2 separate regions of the Homo sapiens genome follow, and region 2 is linked to region 1. The links are chromatin contacts, found by POLR2A ChIA-PET in ENCODE. All regions are on one chromosome and are shown on one strand. Each heading gives the region's core, a stretch centred on a gene start or an enhancer-like site at or near the end of the contact. The rest is flanking DNA. Distances are from core to core; before and after follow the strand shown.

Evidence for each region. ChIA-PET counts read pairs that join two places held with the same protein, here RNA polymerase II (POLR2A).
Region 2: POLR2A ChIA-PET joins it to region 1 with 10 read pairs in activated CD4-positive, alpha-beta T cell. The contact joins two enhancer-like sites. POLR2A ChIA-PET finds 5 or more read pairs at or near these places in 3 of 52 experiments (K562, activated CD4-positive, alpha-beta T cell and common myeloid progenitor, CD34-positive).

Annotation. Positions count from the first base shown.
Region 1 is chr7:50,737,477-50,742,957 of GRCh38, reverse strand. The region is part of intron 3 of GRB10 (growth factor receptor bound protein 10); the gene reads left to right. Among named protein-coding and RNA genes, the nearest start is that of GRB10, 43 kb to the left of the region's middle. Within about 2 kb of position 2,702, at least 4 of the 41 ENCODE cell types and tissues checked have a DNase peak (open chromatin) inside an H3K27ac peak, as active enhancers do.
Region 2 is chr7:50,951,470-50,956,950 of GRCh38, reverse strand. No RefSeq gene overlaps it. Among named protein-coding and RNA genes, the nearest start is that of GRB10, 170 kb to the right of the region's middle. Within about 2 kb of position 2,912, at least 8 of the 41 ENCODE cell types and tissues checked have a DNase peak (open chromatin) inside an H3K27ac peak, as active enhancers do.

The DNA.
Region 1 (5,481 bases), core at 1,453-3,952:
GGAACCGAGTATAGTTTTTACTTCAAGCAGTGTAGTAGCAGCAGTTTCCCCCTTCCCAGCCCCCAGGAAGTGAGATATGATTCTTCAAAGCGTTACTGAATTTTTTCCCCAATATTTTCCCCCTGCAGACATCATAGAAACCAACAGTAATTTAAAGAAAAGAGTGGTGGTGCTTACCTTTGGAAACAGCTGAGGAGCTTTTAACACTATTACCCCCCACCCCCTCCCCATCCCCGAGATTCATTTTCCTTGGTCTGGGATGCAGCCTGGGCATGCAGAGTCTTCCCCTTTCCCCCTAGTGATGTAATATGCAGTCCAGTAGTTGGGACTATGTCAGCAGTAGAATCATGCAAGGGCTTGCAGAAACACATGTTATGGGACCACACCCCCTCCACTGAGTTTCTGGTTTAGTAGGTCAGGGTCTGGGCTCCAGAATTTGTGTGTTAACAAGCACCCGGGTGATGCCCATGCTGTATGTCCGGGGACCATCATTTGAAAACCCTAGGACTTGTAGGATCCTGGTTAAGAGCATGGACTCCTGCACTGAGCTTCGTCTCCTTCATTGAGTCCCATCACCAGCCCTTGGCCTTCATCTCAGCACTTCATTTTCTTGTTGTGATCAGTGGGAATGGATGCCGTGTATGTGTGTGTGTGTGTGTGTGTGTGTGTGTGTGTGTGTGTGTGTGCGCGCGCGCGTGCGCGTGTGTTTACACATAGACAAATACATAAAAAGCACTGAGCCAAGTGCCTGTTATTAACAGGTGCTTCAGAATCTTTCTTTCCTTCCCTTGACAAATTATGGTCATTGATTGGTTCTTCCATCCAAGTCCATTCACTTTCTTTATATTGGTAGGTGGGTGGAGTTTGGGTTTTACTCAGTTTCATCTTCACTGTTTATATTTTAAGTGTTTTTACTTTAGATGATTCTGATTTGGGTTTTTTTTTTTGTAAAAATTAAAATTTCAGTAATGTTCAAAATTTATTTCTTTACTGGTGTGCATAAAAATTACTGTGTGATTAAAAATCATTGTATTTCATTGTTTAAAATTTTGTATGTTTTTTTGACTATACATTTAAGAGATTTGTCTTTTATTATATTTCTTGGATTTCAATTTTGTCATGCTTTGCTTTCCGATTTTTGACTGTATATTTCCCTCTTTCTGGTTCAAGATGGATGGGTTGGTGTTCATTTATTTTGTCTTTATAAAATATGCATTTCATGGCATGAGTTTTTCTTCTTTTATTTCTCTTGCTTCATTTTATTTGTCTTGACACATGGGGGTGTGCATTGTCCTAATTGTCTAGGACTGTATTGTATCTTTATTTCCTCCTTGAACCACTTATTTAGGCCAGAGCTTGTTTTTAATTTTCAAGTGCCTTCGTTTTTTTTTTTTTTTTTTTTTTTTAAACACATGTTCCTAATTTCTGGTTTTCTTTATTTGGATGTAGCATGGAGCCCCTTGGCACATTGGCCTACGGTCCCTGTCTCAGTGCTGGACATTTGGGGTCCTGTCTGCAGCTGCATGCAGGCTGGGAGGAGGCAGCATGTAACAGGTTTTTCCTTGGGGCCGTGTTCTGCAACTCCAGAGATCTTTGCATTTTTGTAAAATGCACTACTCTTCTTTGTGGTTTAGTATTTTTAAAAAATAATAATTTTGCAAATGTTTATAAATATTTGCAAATGCCTGTTTTTCATAAATATCAATTAATGCCTTCTCATTACTCATTCCAATTTTATTTCTTTGTCCTACATAATAGACCAACATCTGCAACAACTAGTTTTCCTCGTTTTCTCCTTGAGACTCTCATAGTGTTTGTTTTTAATGTAAACTTTTTATTGAAGTGTAAACTTTTTATTAAACTTGCTTCTAATTTTAGCTCTTTGTATTTTGATACTTTGCTGTTTGGAGGATAATACTGTTTTTATTCATTATCAATTATGCTTTTATCAATGCTTTTTAGTATTTGGATTATTGTTTCTTTGCTTTAAGTGACACTTGACTATCATTGCTACCATTGCTTTTATTTTGTTTGCATTGTGTTTGGTTTTTATATCTGTCCATTCTGTCTTTTTCTTTTCTAGCTCCCTTTTTAAAGCTTTTCTATTTGCCTTGGGTATTTTTTTTTTTCATTAGAATGGTTTTGAATATTATTTTGAAAAGGAGAATTGGATGACTGACATTTACTGCTATGTCTTCTCTCTTCTGTTGCAAATTGTTTGGGTTTCGAATGAATGTGTCTTCATCTATTTTCCCTTTGATGTTTAAAGAATTATGAGTTTCTTTTAATGTTTTTATTATGGCTTAGAATGTAAATATTGTTTTCCATTCTACATGTGATTATTTTAATATACCGTGAACATTGCTCAATTATATTTTTCTTAATAAAGAGTAGGATCTTCTGGCTTTTATGGAAGGTACAGCTTTTAAAAAAACAATTCTATGATGATTTAAGACTCAAAACGTCTTTCTAAAATTTTAAATTTTGAATTGAATTTTATTATTTAACCCAATCATCATTAATTGTACAACTTACCCTTATTAGTCAGCAGATCTTTCTTGGGTCCCTGTTACTATCTGCTGTTCTGGGTATGGCAGGGAACAAGACTGAGTTCTTGAACAAGATGGGGTTTGTGACTGTCTCAAAAGTGAAGCTGTCAGGAAGTGGTTGTTGCCATGGAGAAGATACACCAGGGCGATGAGCTAGAATGGTGTGCCACTTGAATGGGTCAGGTGTGGCAGACATGCGACTGTCATCTGAGTGACTGGCAAGTGGGGGCCAGTGTTCTGGGGGAGAGAGGAGAAATTCTGAAACACACGTTCAATGTAGATTTCCTAAGGAATGCAGTAAAATGTTCTAGTACTGTTAAATGCACATTTTGGATTTGTGGCTAAATAACAAAAGAAAGGATTCATGTGGCACAGTCACATGACTTTCCCTCCAGCCTCACACAGTTTCCGGGCTGGCTAGGTTCCTTTAAGCAGATGAGCTGTGTTTTCAAAGAGCGGGAGTCACAGGAAGAGGTGGCATAAGAGCTGTGGTGTTTGCTGGGAATGTTTCTGGCTCTCCTGAGTCAGGGAGGAGAGAAATGAGGACTGAGGGGTGAAGAGGGAATAGAAAGAGAAAGGCCAGTGGGCCAGCCTCTCTGTGCCCTGGACAGCACTTGGATGTGAAGGGGCAGGCATGGGAGGGGACGTGAGGGAGCGGGCCCTCCAACTGAAGTTGGTGACCCCGATGTTGACCACAAGCCCAAACACAGCCCTGCCCTATTTTCAAACTGTAGGTTTCAACCTGTTACCGGGTCTTGAAATCAAGTTAGTAGGTCATGAAAAGCGTTTTTAATAAATACAGTAGAACAGAAAAGGAAATATGAGAGTGGATTGCATGGGTTCTTAGCATGCACTTAGTACGTTGCCATGTGTGATGAGCCACATGCCATGCGGGATAGACAAGGTGAGCATGGATTGGTCACGGATGTGTCATTTGGTCATCTGCTTACTGGCATTGGGTTAGAAGATGTCTATTTGACTATCTTTTCAGAAGGGAGGGTAAACGCTCTACAGTTTAAATCCACCATAAACATAATTTGCAATTAGCTGCGAGGTGAGGGCCTAAGAGTATCATCTACAGTCTGCTAGACTCTAGAGTTTCAGTTAGGAACACCCAATGTACTTTTCAGAAAAAGTGTTATTGGGTGCAACATTTTTGAAGTTTATGACAGTTGTATCATTTTAATTTAACTAGTACAAGTTGCCCTAACATGGAAAAACAAAAAACAACCCATATAATCGGAAACACAAAGACGTTCAACTTCAGCTGCTGGATCCAGAAGTGTAAATATTGGCATTGTTAAGAAAAATGTTGACTTTAGAATGAGTAAACTTTTGACTCTGCTTGAACGATTTTTCTGAACTATAGTCCAATAAAGAAGTTTAAGCTTTATCATGAAGATTATTTAAATTTTCATTAATTAAAATAAACAAATTTTAATATATTATTTATAATGATAATCTTGCAAAGGAGGGTTTAACCTTCGACATTAAAAGAACAATGTGAAACCACCACAGCAAGCCAAACTTGTTAGTAGGCCCTTTTAATCAAGGGAAGCAAAAAGACAACAGATATTGATACAATTTCTTAATCATCTGACAACGGTTAATGAGAAAGTCTTTAGTTATTATAGACAGAAAGCTGCTATCTATCTACTGGCTTATAAAACTATTCCTCATTATCTGTGAATATGAATCACATATTTTGATAAATCAGCTGATGATTTAGAATCTGAACTCTTTAAAGTAGCACAGTAGATGATCCAGTTGTATAACTGTAGGATGTTCAGAAGTGAGCTTTTTATCTGGGCATGGTGGTGAACTCCTCTAGTCCCATAAGTCCCAGCTGCCTGGGAGGCTAAGGATTGCTTGATCCCATGAATTTGAGGCTGCAGCAAGCTTTGATCACACCACTGCTCTCCAGCCTGAGTGACAGAGGGAGACCGTGTCCCTTAACATTCCATGTATGTATATACCACATTTTGTTTGTCTGTTGATGAATTATCCATTAATTCATCAGTGGACACTTAGGTTGCTTCCACCTTTTGGCTATTGTGAATAGTGCTGCTATGAACATGGGTATAGAAGTACCTGAGCCTCTGCTTTTGATTAGTTTGTATTATATGCTTAGAAGTGGAGTTGCTATTATATGCTTAGAAGTGGGTCATATGTTAATTCTATGTTTAATATTTTTGAGGAATCACCATATTATTTTCAACCACAGCAACACCATTTTGCATGCCTACCAGCAATGCTCAGGGGTTCCAGTTTCTCCACATCCTCACCAATACTTGTGGTTTTATTTTTTATATCAGTCAGCCTAATGAGTGTCAGGTGGTATCTTGTTGCAGTTCTGATTTGCATTTCCCTAACGACTAGTGATGTTGAGGACCTTTTCATGTGCGTTTTGGCCATTCGTATATCTTCTTTGGAGAAAAGTCTATTCAAGCCCTTTGTGCCTTTTTAGATGAGGTTGCTTATGTCTTTTGTTGTTGAGTTGTAGGCATTCTTTATTGCATTCGTCTGTTTTTTTTGTTTCTTTGTTTGTTTGTTTGTTTTTGAGGTAGAGTTTTGCTCTTGTCGCCCAGGCTGGAGTGCAATGGCGTGATCTCAGCTCACTGCAACCTCTGCCTCTGGGTTCAAGCAATTCTCCTGCTTCAGCCTCCTGAGTAGCTGGGATTGCAGGTGCCTGCCACCATGCCCGGCTAATTTTTGTATATTTAGTAGAGATGGGGTTTCACCATGTTGGCCAGGCTGGTCTTGAACTCCTGACCTCAGGTGATCCACCTGCCTCGGCCTCCCGAAGTGTTGGGATTACAGGTGTGAGCCACCACGCCCGGCCTAGTCTGTTGTTATATTGCTATAAAGAACTACCTGAGACTAGGTAACTTATAAAGAAGAGATAAAGAAGAGAGGTTTAATTGACTCACAG
Region 2 (5,481 bases), core at 1,663-4,162, 210 kb before region 1:
ATGTACCAAGTTTTTCACTGCTTGAGGTGAAAAAAATGCTTTGAGGTTGGGAGAGCAGAAAGGAGGGTGGCTCTGACCCTGTGAATCCTCAGACAAATTGGAAGTCCTTTGTCTCCTTATTTGTAAAGTACAGCATTGGGCAAAATCGTCTCACATTACCTAAAGCTAAAAGCCCTACCATCACTCCTAGAATGACTGTTGTGCAACTTCACTTTTGGCAGGTGCGATAGGGATGAGGAGTGTGGCGTACTGTTCCCTCTCACGCGACAAGAGGACATGCTGAAATGTGCATGGTCAAGGTTTAAAAATACTAAGAAAGACAGTCTCACAAGGTGCACCTGTGTGTGCCCTTGTGTTGTCTTCATGTAAGTCGGGGCGTGTACTCTTTCATGGGTTCCAGACTCCTTGACTATAGTGACCCTTTGTTGGTATTTTCTCTCTCTGGCTTCTGATCTCCTCTGATCTTCCTCCAGAGGGAGGTTTGCTACCTCCTGTGGTATTGGACACAGTAGTATTTCATACATTGAAAGCTAGGGCAGAGGAGTGTTTCCGCCTTCTCCATCACCCACTTCCAGGGCACGGACGCCTGCCCCAGGTCAGCTGGATGGACACCTCCCGACCTGCCACCCCACAGGGCTCCGAAGCCAGAACAGCGGGAGGAGGGGCATCTCGCAGCAATGGGAGCAGCCTCCTACCTCTGTTCTGCCTGCTGCTCCACCCCCAGCACCCCTGTAGCCCCCAGCAGTACACCCTTCCCCTCCCTCTGCGTCCTGTCTTGTAGTACAAGATAGATGGCTGCTCCTGCTCTCAGACCCCAGGACAATTTCCATTCCCACCTTCTCTCTGAGACTGGCTCTCCCATGAGTGTCCTCACACCCACTCCTTTTCTGCCCTGAGGTTTGCCACTACATCCTGCAACCAGGAATCTCACCAAGATGGCACTTCTGCAAGGTCAGACCTGGTGCCTGGCAGCGAGGCCCCACCGGAAGGGCAGTTGCCATACAAAGGGACCCTTCTGGGAAAAAACTCTCTTTAGCCTGCTGATGTAGTTTGAATATATGTCCCCACCAAATCTCATATCAAAATGTAACACCGAGTGTCAGAGATGGGGCCTGGCCAGAGATGTTTGGCTCATAGGGGTGGACCCCCCATTGCTTTGTGCTGTCCTCATGGTAGTGAGTCCTCAGGAGATCTGGTTAAGTGTGTGGCATCTCCCCACTCGCTCTCTCTCTCTTGCTCCTGCTCTGCCATGTGAGGTGCCTGCTCCCCCTTCACCTTCTGCCGTGAGTAAATTCTCCCTGAGGCCTCCCCAGAAGCTGAGCAGATGTCCCTGCTGTGCTTTCTGTACAGCCTGCAGAATCATCAGCCAATGAAGCCTCTTATCTTTATAAATTACCTAGACTCAGGTATTTCTTTCTTTCTTTTTTTTTTTGAGATGGAGTTTCACTCCTGTCACCCAGGCCAGAGTGCAATGGTGCGATCTCGGCTCACTGCAAACTTCGCCTCCCAGGTTCAAGCGATTCTCTTGCCTCAGCCTCCTGAGTAGCTGGGATTACAGATGCCCGCCAACATGCCCAGCTAATTTTTGTATTTTTAGTAGAGATGGGGTTTCATCAAGTTGGCCAGTTTGGTCTCGAACTCCTGACCTCAGGTGATCCGCCCGCCTCAGCCTCTCAAAGTGCTGGGATTACGTGAACTATAATTGAGGTATATACACCACATACAAACACCACTAGTTAGATCTTCTTGCTGCTCCCCTTTTCCTACTGAAAATCGTTCTTCTGCAACACTTTGCAGCGCTCACTGTTCCAGCCTCAGCCCTGCCCTCTTGCATGGGCCTCACAGGGCTGGGCAGAGGAACCTGGGATCAGGGATCCCCCTGGACTCGATGCAGATGTCTGCCCATCGGGTGCACTGAGAGAGCCTGGAACAAGCTGGTTCATCTGCCCGGCCTTCTTAGCAAGTTGTTCAGGCACTTGTGACATAGGCAGAAGCAGAGTCATAGAAGTTCCTGTTTCCCCTGGAGCTGGGCATGAGTCCCAATGGGGCCATTTGGTCTTCCTGTTGCATCCTTGTCCTGTCCCTGGGCCAGACTTCCTCCTCCTGTGACCATTGGACAGATCCTCACAGAGAAGCTTCGGGGGCAGTCTTATTCTCAGAATTGGGGATTTGCTGCTATCGAATACCTCCAGCCATGCAAATACTAATACTTGTATGATCACCAATACTAACAGTAGAGCTCACTCACACGCAGGCACGGGCTAAGGGTAAAAATTAGACTCAGCTCTATCACTGTTAACTCTCCCAATAACCCTGTGCAATAGGCACTATTAGTACAGTTTGCATTCTGTAAATGAGGAAAGGGAGACTCAGAAAGGTCAGGCAACATCCCCTAGGTTGCCCCAGCCAGTGCGTGGGGAGCTCCAAGTGCCTGCCTCCGAGGCCTGGGTCTTTACTGCTCAAGCATGGCTCCCACACAGCCTCCCTTCTCCCCTGAAGCCACCTGTGGCATTCACCAGATGGGTATGAACCAACCATCAGTACTCACAGGAGGTGCTGCAGACGTTTTAAGACTGAAACGTGTTTTCTATTGCACCTGTTTCTTTCCATTAAGAAAGGAAAAAATCAGTTTTCTACCTAATCTCAAACTACAAATCACTAAGACACTGGTCAAAGGGAATGGCCCAGATATACACCTTTAGCCCCAACATAAAACTCACTAGAAAAGTGTAAGGGAGAATTTACTTAATCATTCAGGAGTTGCCGTCTACATTGCAGAGCCAGGAAAAGTGAAATAAGGCACAGTGACTGGGCCCTAATTTCACTGCCTGACCCAGCCTGGTGAGTAAGAAAGGCCTGAGGGGGTTAGACTGACCTTTGTCTGTCCTGTAGCTCCATCAGTCTCACTCACAATAGGGGCAGAGACCAGTCCCTCAAGCCACTGAAACCAGCTTCCTGACCTACGTGAGTCACCCCTCTCTCTCTGGGTGCTCATTCAGTCTAGCTTTGCAGCACACAAAGGAAGCTGAGGAAAAGACTCAGGAAGTCTTCATAGCACTTTCAGCCAAGCTCTTTCCCACATCTGTGCCATCGATTAGGGGACTGGAGGACAATAATGTAGGTTTATTCCTGATTTTTAAAAGATCATTGAGTTCAATACTCAATTCTTTCCTCCAGCCCTTAAAGGAGCTGGGGTGTCCCCCTTGTTTATTGGCCTCCAAAGCACTCCAAGTGTCTTAGGAGCATGCATGGCAGGACAGAGACATATGCATGGAGCACTTCTCTCCCTCCACAGTGGAGCCCCCCACAGGTTGCAATGACCTGTGGCCATTGGTTGGCCGTGGCTGTTCTGCCATTTGCTAATCTGCCTAAACTCGCTCTTGTACTTTTCTTTTAAAGTTTTCCCTCGTGCCCTGCACCATTCTTCTCCACTGATGCAATAATTTACTGGAACGTCATGAACTAAGTGTTCCAAAAGAATTACCCAAGTGTCTGTCTGCTTTGGAAAACATTTTATTTATGTTATCTGTGTAAGGCAAGTGACAAAACTCTCCCACGCTCTGGGAGTCCAGACTGCCCCAGGTGGTGTGGAGAGACAGAGTCCGGCCAAGAAGTGCTTGGCAGAGGCAGGTGGAGAAGGACAAACCCCTGTCCATGTTACCAGCACAGGAGCCTGGGAAAAGGGAATCAGTACAAACTATGGTCATCTCAAGGTTTTCCTTCAGGCCCAAGGATGTAATCTCAAATTACTCCCCACTGCGAAAGTTTTGTTCTCATGTGTGCCTTGACTTTCCCAGTGCTTTGTGGAGCACAAAATAGCATGGAGAAATGTCTTTCTCAGTGCAACATGGAGCCCTGTGGCAAGCTTAAAATATCATTTCCCTCTGGGCACCACAGAGTCTCTTTTTCAAAGAAGAATTCAACCACCAGTCTGCCTTCCAGTTTGCAAAATTATTTTTTCACATGTTGCCAAGAAAGGACGCATTGCCAAGCAAGCTTGGTGGTAATTAAAATGTGATGGCACCTCTCACAGAGAAGTCCTCAAATCCTTCCCATAGAACTGTGCATGGACCAGCCCTGCTCCCCCCGGGCAGGTACCTGCTTCCACATCTACACTGCCAATGCCGGCACCCACAGCCAACTCTCAGTTTCAAAAATCAGCTCTCTAATGTGCATGTGACTTCTCATTGCTTAACAGAGCACTTTTTAAATAGTGAAAGTTTGTAGTGAGCTTGTGAGATTATCAAAATACAAACAATAGGAAACAGTGAAGGGGATGGTGAGGGCTTTATTCAGCTGGCATCTTCTCAGGCGTGTTTGGCTGCATCTACATGGGGAGTCCTTGACAGGCCTGGATTAAGTAGCAAGTAAAAGAGGTAAATGAACAATGCTGGCATCAGTTCCTGTCACACAAAAGGCTCAAGCAGGTAGTAATGTCCAAGGCATTCCAGCTTGACCCTGAGTAAGAGAGTTTCTACCTGCACTGAAACCAAATTTGCAAAAAGAAGACTTCCCATGCATTACTTCTTTAGTCCTCAGTGTCTCTACAAGCTAAGTGGTAGTCGATGTCCCCACTTAACAGATAAGGAAATATAGAGCACACAAATACTGCCTACAACCTCATGTTGAGTAAAAGGCAAAGCTGGAAGCAAACCCAGGTCTACCCAGCCCCAAAGCCTGTGTTTTTAATTGTGAAGGACACTATTTAGAGGTTACAAAGCCTTTCACTTGCAAAAAAAAAAAAAAGGACTGTTTGCCATTAGAAACAATTTTTAACTCAGGAAAATTGTTTGCTATGGTAGAAATTCTAAATATTCACATCCAGGAATAATTTCATAGTAAAGGGCAGGGTTTCATGCCAGTTCTCTTCTTAGTAGATTTTTCTAGGAAAATTAGGTAGGGGAGTCTTTGAGAAGGATGTTCTCCCTTGCTCTCCTTATCTGTGTCTGCCCTTACCAGGTGGAACTTGGCAAATTGTGAGAAGCTGTAGAAAAGTCAGAAAATTTTTTCAGAATTCGTGTCTCTTGTCAGCACAGGCATTCCTGTGACCATATTTTTCAATTAAGGATGTCTAATTAGTACTTTTTTGCATACAAAAGTATATTTATAATTTCTATCTGGTTTTAGTCATAGTTTGGATTATTATGTATATCTACAGTTACAACTCTAAGCAATTCCAAAAACTCACGTTGAAGTCTTTGTCAGATTATTCTTTTCATTTAACCAAAACTAATTTTACCAAGTTGAGTTGATTATCAGAATTTTCTATTGTGAAATTTGCCCAAGAGTTTCTAAATTTTTATTTCATACACATTTTGAGTTGGAAAGATTTTCTCTCTCTTTCCCTCTCTCCTCCCCACCTCTTCCTGTTTAATAAATTTGTCATTGTCCTTTTCTTGCCCCTTGATGGTCCCAGTCCAAGATCCCATAGCATGCTAATGGTTCAAGACTTCTGCTGGTATTGATAATGGAGAAATCTCT